Linked DNA regions of Mus musculus: region 2 is linked to region 1. Evidence: chromatin loops called from intact Hi-C (ENCODE). Cell type or tissue: left cerebral cortex. All regions are shown on one strand. Each heading gives the region's core, and the rest is flanking DNA. Links, peaks and the distances in the headings are about the cores only. Region 1 holds the start of Chmp4b (charged multivesicular body protein 4B). Region 2 overlaps a (nonagouti).

Region 1 (4,388 bases), core at 1-4,000:
CTTCAACCACTAGAAAGATACAGAGATCTTTCAACCTCTTAAAGCAGGCCAACTTCCCAGCCATTCCTCTGCTATTCTCCCAACCAAGAAAAATCCCCCCAAAGCTGGGTACTTCAAAAGGCCGCAGTTCAAACTTGAACTTTTCAAAGATGTTACCCTGACCATCCTACCAAGACAGCACCCTACTCTATCACTATGACCCCACTTCTTAGTCGTAATTAGTGCTCATCACTAACATCTCCAAATTGGTTAGTTTCTTCATGTAGTGTCTCCCCTACCCCCACCATCTTCCTTTTTGAGACAGTATCTCTCTTGTTGGCCATCTGGGCCTTCAGACTGCTCTGTAAACACGGATGACCTTGGCCCTCCTGCCTCCACCTCCCAGGTCTGAGCTTACAGGCTTTCAGGGACATGCACGGCTAGTACCTTTTCTTTAAAGCAGACATTGTTTGATATCCCTCTATGAATCAGACTGGATGTCCTGGGTACTCAGAATTCCCTCAATGTTTGCTATGATATTGGCAGAGGAGCAGCCCTCAAGATAGGTTATCATTGTGATACAAAACAAGCTAATGTTTCCCATGTTAGTTAAGCCCCTACTAGTACTGGATATTATAAACACTCTTAGGAGGATAAATCCACTAAAGGTCACAGTCCCGGAAGAAATTTCCCTGGTAACCTTCTGGGTTAAATACTTGTTTGCATGATTCCTAAGCCAGCCCCCCCCCCCCACCTCTCTCTATCTCTCAACTTCGGCCCACTCTCAAGGGGTGACCTGTCACGCTATGATTCATGCTCACATTGTTGTAACAAAAACACACATGAGCATTTTGACTTTCTTTACAGTCATTCACACATTTTCACATCCATCTCACTGAAGAAAACTACAAGGTACTTCCTAGACAGTTTCGATTCCTAGACAGGAAGCAAAGAAGCTTTCAAGTTCCAATCAACAACAGGACTGGGTCAACAGAGGCAGAGTCCTCGTCATTTCTGGTTCAGGAGGAACGGGGAAGTGGTGAGTCACAAGAGGGTAAGGCTTACAACACGGAAGCTCTGAGAATCACAGGGTTATCGACATCTTAGGTCTTCCAGTGGCCAGCTCCTAGCCGGTGGATGTGGAACTCAAAACTTAACAAGTACACTCAACAAGTGAACAGACAGAGCGGGTCCCAGAGGGTCTCTTCACTCCCCAGTTCTCTTTTTTCTCCATAAAGGAAGCTTCTCAAGAAGACTCCTAAGTCAGGGGCAGAAGGCAGCTCAGACGTCACCAAGGGCTCAGGAGAGGACAGAGGTGGACCAAGAAACACATAAATGATAGGGTGGGGCAAAGAAATGAACCAAGGTGGGGGTAGAGGCAGTGGCTGGGAAGATGGGTGAGGCCAAAGAGAAAAGAATACAATGGAACAGAGTGGAACAGACTGAGCAAAGTTAAAGTGCTGTGAGATCTGGGTCAGAAGAGGCCTGCCAGGGTAGGGAGAGTTTGAAGGGAGTCTGATGATGCAAGTGAACCGGCTCAAGGAGACCCAGAAGGAGTCAGATGGAAAGGGATCCCCGGCTCGGCTGGACAACGAAAGAAGTCTGGCCGGAGAGTTCCAGAGTCGAGAGAGACCCCGAAACGAGTTAGACAAAGTGGAGTCCGGGCCTGGGGAGCCTTAGGAGAGCCAGTGGAGAGTCTGATGGGGCCCCAGCCGTCTCACCGCGTTTATTTTTGGTGCCGTGCTTCTTGGCAGCCGTCAGCTCCTGTTCGATTTTCTTCTCCAGGAACTCCTGCTTCTTGCTTAACATCTCCTCCGTGTCCCGAAGCCGCTGGATGGCCTCCTGGGGGGTCGGGCCGCCCTTGCCCGCCTTACCCCCTCCAGCCCCGAACAGCTTCCCGAACACCGACATGGTTGCTGCTCGCCGCGCCGGCCTCCGGCGCCCACTCCGGCTCGGCTCGGCTCGGCTCGGCTCGGCTCCCGCGCCCACTCCCGGCCTGCCGCTCCCCGCAGCCGCAGGCCTCGCCTCCACCTCCGCCCCGCAGCTGGGCCCGGCCGCGCCACCTCCCACAGGCCCCCACGCCCGGGCCCGGCCGGCGTCAGGGCAACGCGCCGCTGACTACAGCTCCCAGAGCACCACGCGCCCGCAGCCCCTCGAGTCTAAGGGAGGACCGCGCGCTGCAAGCCGGGAGTCTGAGTTTTCCGGCTCCTGGCGTACTATGGCGCATCTTTTTAGTCTCGCAGAGGTCAAAGGGCAATGTGGCATGCTGGAAAATGTAGTCTCTTTGGAATGTGTTCCGTAGAGATGAAAGACCAGGAAGAGAAGAAATAACTATTACAAAAAGAGGGGTTCGTTGTGCTGGTCCGTGATAGAACCCTGGACCTAATTCACAGCACGGGAAGTAATAGTGATAACAACATCACTCATTTTCTATGATCTCTGGAACATAGTACTTTACAATCATAATCACATTTGATTCTTAAAGCAGTTTACAACAGATAATGCTGTTCCTATTTTGTGTGTCTGTTTTGGAACCAGACTTTCATGTAGCCTAAGCTGGCCTTGAAGTTCCTAAGGATCAGAGGCTGGCCTGTCTCTGCCTCTGAAGTGTTGGATCTGTGCTGTTCCTAATTTATATGTCAGTGAATCAAGCCCAGGAAACTGGCTGTCTAACTAGCTTACTTTACCAGACCGGTCAGTTCTCTCTACTTGGATGAGCTGTCATTCTCTTTATTCACCTAAGAGACCTTCTGAAACCTAAAATAGACTAACCACCTTGGCAGTGTAATTCAACAGCAAAGCTTCAAAATCAGCCTCGAATATTCATTTAGATACTTACTTCCTCTTGCTTTCCAAAGCTGTAAATTTGAAATTGTCACAAGTCCTCTTAAAAGAGTTTGTAAGTGAGATAGGAATATAAAGGGCCCAGCTGACTACAGGCACTCAAATAAAGATGTGTGTTTTAAACAGGACTTGGCAATTCATGCCTATAATCTCACATCTTTTGAAAGGCTGAGATAAGAGGGCTGCCATGTGGTGGCACATGCCTTTAATCCCAGAGGCAAAGGCAGAGGCAGGTAGATTTCTGAGTTATAGGCCAGCCTAGTCTACAGACTGAGTTCCAGGACAGCCAGGGCTATACAGAGAAACCCTGACTTGAAAAAACCTCCTGAATGTAATTGTATTTCTGGCACTGAAAAAAAAAAAAGAAAGAAAGAAAGAAAGAAAGAAAGAAAGAAAGAAAAAGAAAAAACCTCCTGTCTGTTTGAGTTCTGACCTGCTTTCATGATGATCAATGATATGGAAGTATAAGCTCAGTAAACCATTTCCTCCCCGAGTTGCTTTGGTCACAATAATAGTAAGACACTCTAGGAGTATAGAAAGTCATGTTTGGGGGGATTATATTAGAAAACTCAAATTTAACTTAAATACTCTTACCACACAATTGGCATCCGTCTCTGGGGAAGAATTTGAACCTACATTGGGACTCTTGGTTTTGTTGTTGTTGTTTTTTGGTTTTTTCGAGACAGGGTTTCTCTGTATAGCCCTGGCCATCTTGGAGCTCACTTTGTAGACCAGGCTGGCCTCGAACTCAGAAATCCGCCTGCCTCTGCGGGACTCTTGTTTTTAAAAGGGTGCTGAAAGCCAGGGGCAGTGTCTGTCTATAGTGGCTGACACAGGAAACCTGGAGTTCCAGGCTAGTGTGGCCTTCATAGCAAAATTCTGTCTTGATCTCTAAAAGAAAATGAAGACGGAGGAGGAAGAAGAGGAGGAGAAGAAAAACTGAGACATCCATGATGTCTGCCTAGGATATGGGTACATCGCGCTGACACACGGACAGCTGCCGCCATCTTGCCTGAGGATTTGCCTGCCGTGGCAAGACTCACAGAGTACATCGGTTAGACACCAGTTGGGCTTCACTGTTCTGGCCTTTGGGTCAAGTGCGGGTCCTTTTGAAAAGCTTTCTTAACTTCTAACACCTCCGTAAAAGCCATGTGACAAACAGGGCTGGAGTGCTCTCTGGCTGCTCTGCCAGGCTCAGTTCCCAGCACCCATGTATGCGGTGGCACTCACAACTGCAGCCCCAGCCCCGGGAGAGCCATCGCCCTCTCTGACCTCCTCAGACACCAAATGCACGTGTAGCACAAATATATACACACATGCAAAACACCCATATAATAAAAGAATCTTTCTTACTTAAAGCCTCGTGAAAATAAGCAGAACATGGGTTACCCTGAACGAAAGAACCAGGGCACGAACACTCAAGGCAACCTTTCTGCCTTCACCTCTCAAGTGCTGGGATTATAGACAGACATGAACCACCATGCCCAGCTGGGTATCTTTTTGCTTTATTATTTCCAGTGCTAGCGATTGAACCCAAAGCACAGGGAACTGTGCTGGGTATGCTT
Region 2 (4,388 bases), core at 268-4,267, 390 kb before region 1:
GATCCCAGACCCTAAGAATTGTTTTTGCCTCTGAGGATCAGTGGCCAAGACCCACTGGGCTGGTAAGCTCTGTAGGGACAATATCCACATTGGAGTTTTTCATTCAAGTGGTTACAGTACCTGACACACAGTAGGTGGTCAATACACATGTGCTAATGAGGGAACTGCTGGATTAGTCGTTCAAACCCAGTAATTCAATGACTGTTACTAAAGGGCTGTGTGGGGTGGTGGCACTTGCTTAGGTCCCAGCAGTGGGAGGCAGAGGCATGACAATCTTTAGTTTGATGCCAGCCTGGTCTACACAGCTAGTTCTAGGCCAGTCAAAGCTACACACAGTGGTATTTTTGTCTCAAAACAAAACCAAAATTAACAAGCCTGCGTAAACAGGCTGAGGGTGGGACTTTGTGTCCCAGCTTCACTGCTGGGAGATAGTACCTGGTCGATAAACAGTGTCAGGAAAACACAGGCACAGTTGTTGCAATGTGTTCCCAATATTCTCATTACTGGTGACACTTACTCAGCAGCAGCTGTCATGCAAGGAACAAAATGTTCTTGCCTTCTGGGTTTGCAGGCCAAATGACAGAAAACAGAACAAGCAACTGGCAGGTTCTCTGTGAGTGTGTGTGTGTAGCTGTGTTAAGGCATAGAGAAATAACAACTTCCTGGAGTTTTACAAGAACAGCAGGAATTAGTGTTTCTCATTTTAAAGATAAGTATAAGACAGCTCAGGGAGACACACAAGGACTTTCCCAGGGTCAGCACTGTGTAGGCAGCTTTGCCTGGACCACCTGTCTTTTCTTGTGTCCTGTCCAGGTGGTGGTTCGGTAAAGGTGTTGGCTTCCATTGTTTCCACACTAGTAAGTATGCCACCAAAGGCACAACCTGGGTCTTTATTTGGGAAGGTCGGAGGCAAGAAGGGGGATCTGAAGGAGATAAATAAATTTGTATTTATCATAGATATTTTTGTATGATGTGTTTGAGAGTGCATGTATATTGTAGCAGTTAGACATCTCTGGAGTCTCTTTTACATGGGGCTTGGCATGCTTGTGAGCCATCTTGTCAGCCTGTTTAAGGCATTTGAAAGAATAATGGCAAACAGACACAAAGGCCTGAAAGACTGATCCTGTATCAGACCTTATGCCTCACTGTACACACACACACACACACACACACACACACACACACACACAAACACACCCCTCTTGCTCCCTCCCCCTCTCTAGTTATCAGTGCTGAGATAAGATAACTTCTCTATGGAATCTTTTTTGGGGGTGGGGGTGGTCAGGCCTTTTTGTTTTCTTTTGGTATTGCTAGTGTAGTAATTTGCAGGGGTAGAGTAGGGGCAACTTAGACTAGGGAAGGAGCTCTGTGCTGCACACTTTCTTCTCAGCCTTTCTTCCTAGCACTATGTGCACAGCTCCATAGCCTCCTCCACAAGTAGACGACATTGTCTATAGCCCTTCCTCTAGTCTCAAAGGGCGTCCATTTGCCCCTCCCTGCTGGTCCTTCCTTACCGAGCCCTGCTTCCCAAACTCTTGACTCCTTCCTGCGAGTGTTCTACCTCGCGCAGTTCTTTCAAAATTACATCACCACACCTCAGCTTCTTACAGACTGAGACTCTGAGGGACTTCAGGAAACAGTCTGGAACATTTTTGGCAATTGGTCCTTAATAATTTCGCTCGATTGCTGCTTTTCAGCCCCATCCCCACTCCCAACCCCCACACTTTCTTACTGGTCAACGGAACTAGGGTGAAGATTGAGGAAGGCTATCTAAAATTTTGTGTCTTTGGGAGTCTAAGCTCAAGATTTTTAGAATTAAAAAAAAAAAGGCTGGGACTACTGCCTGGCGTAAGAAAAACTCTCAGGTCCAAACATCCGTGTGCCCTTGTGACTAAAAGAGGAGTGGGTTTGGGTGGTGACTTTGATTGAGAGCCTCTTAAAAGTTCTGGAATCCTCAACCCAAATCCTTTTGGATTTAGAAAGCCATTGCAAATGCACGGTCCCGCCTCCCCTCGCCCACCCGGCTGAGACTGCTAATGGAATTCTGAACATCTTAAGATTTTTGTGCTCCCGCTTAAGAGAATGGGTGAAAAGACTGGAAGGTGGTTCCCTAATGGCTTCTTTCCCTTAGTTTGGAGGCAGCCTAGACACTGGCAGACTGGAAGGAACTGCCAACATTGTGCCCATCCCTAAGATGCAGCAACAGCAACCACGCGAGCAGCTGTAGGCGCTATGTAGTTTCCCTATGGGCAAGAGTGGCTGGCGCGTGCGCAGACTGCGGGGTATCCGCAAGGACCAGACTCTATAATGGAAAGCGGCCGGAAGCTTTCGGCTTTTAAAAGAAATAGTCACACTTCCTCGGCAGCCTAAAAATATTATTGTATTCTGATTTTAGCTTCCACTAGGTTTCCTAGAAAACCGGTTTTTTGAAAGCGCCCACAAGTCACAACCACTGACCACGCCCACCCACAAGCCCCACCCACAGAGACCCGCCCCTCAGCCTAGAAGCGCGGGACCCTGAAGCCCCGCCCAATCACCCGTTCCCGAAGCTGCGCGCGCAGCGAAGAAGCTGCGTCAGCAGTTGGGGTTGAGTACTCGACAGGTGCAGGCGCTGCCGAAGAAACGGCACTGGCAGGAGGCGCACGGGTCGCAGCAGGCGGGTGCGGGTGGCTTGCAGCTGTCGCGGGTGGCCACGCAGGGCGAAGGTGGCGGGGGCCTTGCCACCTTCTTCATCGAAGCCTTTTTCTGTAGGAGAGACGTTGAGGACTACTGAACGGGCTACGCCATCCTGCGATGCTCATGTACTGTGGAGGTCCAGGACCAGAGACCTCTGCCCCCCTTTTTTTTCATGCACACAGGGCATCCCAGTGGGTCCTTGCCCTCCACCCCAACCTGCACATCGCCTTCATCTTCAAGCTTACCTAGCTCTGACCTGGCCCTTTTCTTAGGCCCCACTTAGCCCCAATTTTAAACAACCTTCCGGTTTGAAGCCTGTCACCATCCGTGTTATCCATTGCCCCTGGGTTAGGCCACTCACTGTCTTCTTTCCCTTAGCCACCCTGTCCTCTAGAGTTAACATCCTCCAGTGGCCAAAGAAGGCCCTTCCTATGACCTCATCGTCCGCTTAAGGGCTCCCAGTGATTTCTCTAGGGAGAAACAAACTTCCTTTTGGCCCTGGAGGACTCCTGTGTTTGGCATCTGTCCTTTGGGCTAGCTACCCCATAGCCTAGAGACATTCTAGCACTGGTAGTCAGGTCCTGTGTGCTGAGGAACCGAGTTTTCTATTTAAGTGTAACGTAAACATATATTTTCCTGTTAAACATAAATACTAGGTCCACATTTAGCGTTGGAATTGATGTGTGCAGTGACAGCTATTTACCAGATTTTAAAGACTGCACAAAAGTAACTTTAAAAAAATTTTTAGATGTTGAAATAGTAATACTTTATACCGAGTTTTAAATATTGTTAGTCTTTTAAGGCAGCTATTAGAAAATACAAAATTATACATTTATGGCTTATACTGTGTTTCTACTGGACATTGCTCTAGATTACTAATTTTTTTTGTTTAATGCTACTTCTCTAGGCTTTCCCCATGCTTTAATTCCTTTACAGTATGTATCATATAAGACTTTAGATTTCTTTATTGATTTACTTGAAGGCTGGTTTCCCCACTCAGACGTAAGCTCCACACAGCTATAATCTCTTGTTTACTGCTGTATTGCCAGCACCTAGCATGTATATGTATTTTGTTCAGTGCTCCCTGCTTTGGTTATAGTTGATCCAATTAATTGAGCCACACTACACAGGAATAGTATGTGCATTTCAACAATGCCTCAATCTGCTATTTATCAGAGTGTAGGAACCTGTATTATCGTAGTATGATTTTAGGTATAGGTACAAAAACATGAAATGGTCCTCAGTCAGCGAGAAAGCATTCTTTTTTCTGTCTGTTTCGGTTTGGAAGGCTCTGTTTGGTCCTAGCATGTCCTTAATTGCTTTTTTCAAGGCATTCTAACTGCCTTTTAACAAAGTGTGTTTTAGTAGCCTGTTTCAACTTGTGGGTCAAGAACCCCTACGGGGTCCTAATAACCCTTTCACAGGGGTTGCCTAAGACCACCGGAAAACACAGATATTTGCATTATAATTCATAACAGTAACAAAATCACAGTTATGAAGTAGTAATTAAAATAATTTTAAGGTTGGAGTCACCACAACATAAGGAACTGTATTAAAGGGTTAAGGAGCCTCTAGCACATATTAACATCCAGCTGACTTTAACATGGTATTTATTATTAATTATTAATTATTTGCCATAGTGGGAATTGAACCCAGGGCTTTGTGTGTTACAGGCAAGCTTTAGTACCCCACTATATCCCCTCATTTAACAA

What was found. A loop is a pair of places that touch in the nucleus more often than their neighbours do. Peaks named below come from ENCODE experiments on the same cell type or tissue, not always from the same donor. Only the 100,000 strongest peaks of a DNase experiment are listed, where the experiment ranks them.
Region 2: a loop joins it to region 1, with 8 times the contacts of the local background. A loop is called at or near these places in 1 of 42 quality-filtered maps.

Annotation. Positions count from the first base shown.
Region 1 is chr2:154,654,684-154,659,071 of GRCm38, reverse strand. It overlaps Chmp4b (charged multivesicular body protein 4B), which reads right to left and starts at 2,046. Exons shown (of 5, transcript NM_029362.3): 1 at 1,701-2,046. The coding sequence starts at 1,890. In left cerebral cortex, for the core only: no CTCF peak of the experiment used is centred there; DNase peaks (open chromatin) are centred at 1,041, 1,393 and 2,169; H3K4me3 peaks cover 2,505 bases; H3K27ac peaks cover 1,603 bases.
Region 2 is chr2:155,048,985-155,053,372 of GRCm38, reverse strand. a (nonagouti) reads right to left here. Exons shown (of 4, transcript NM_015770.3): 4 at 2,361-2,745. The coding sequence ends at 2,575. Among named protein-coding and RNA genes, the nearest start is that of Gm39965, 5.5 kb to the right of the region's middle. In left cerebral cortex, for the core only: no CTCF peak of the experiment used is centred there; DNase peaks (open chromatin) are centred at 1,689, 2,272 and 2,530; H3K4me3 peaks cover 1,547 bases; H3K27ac peaks cover 1,686 bases.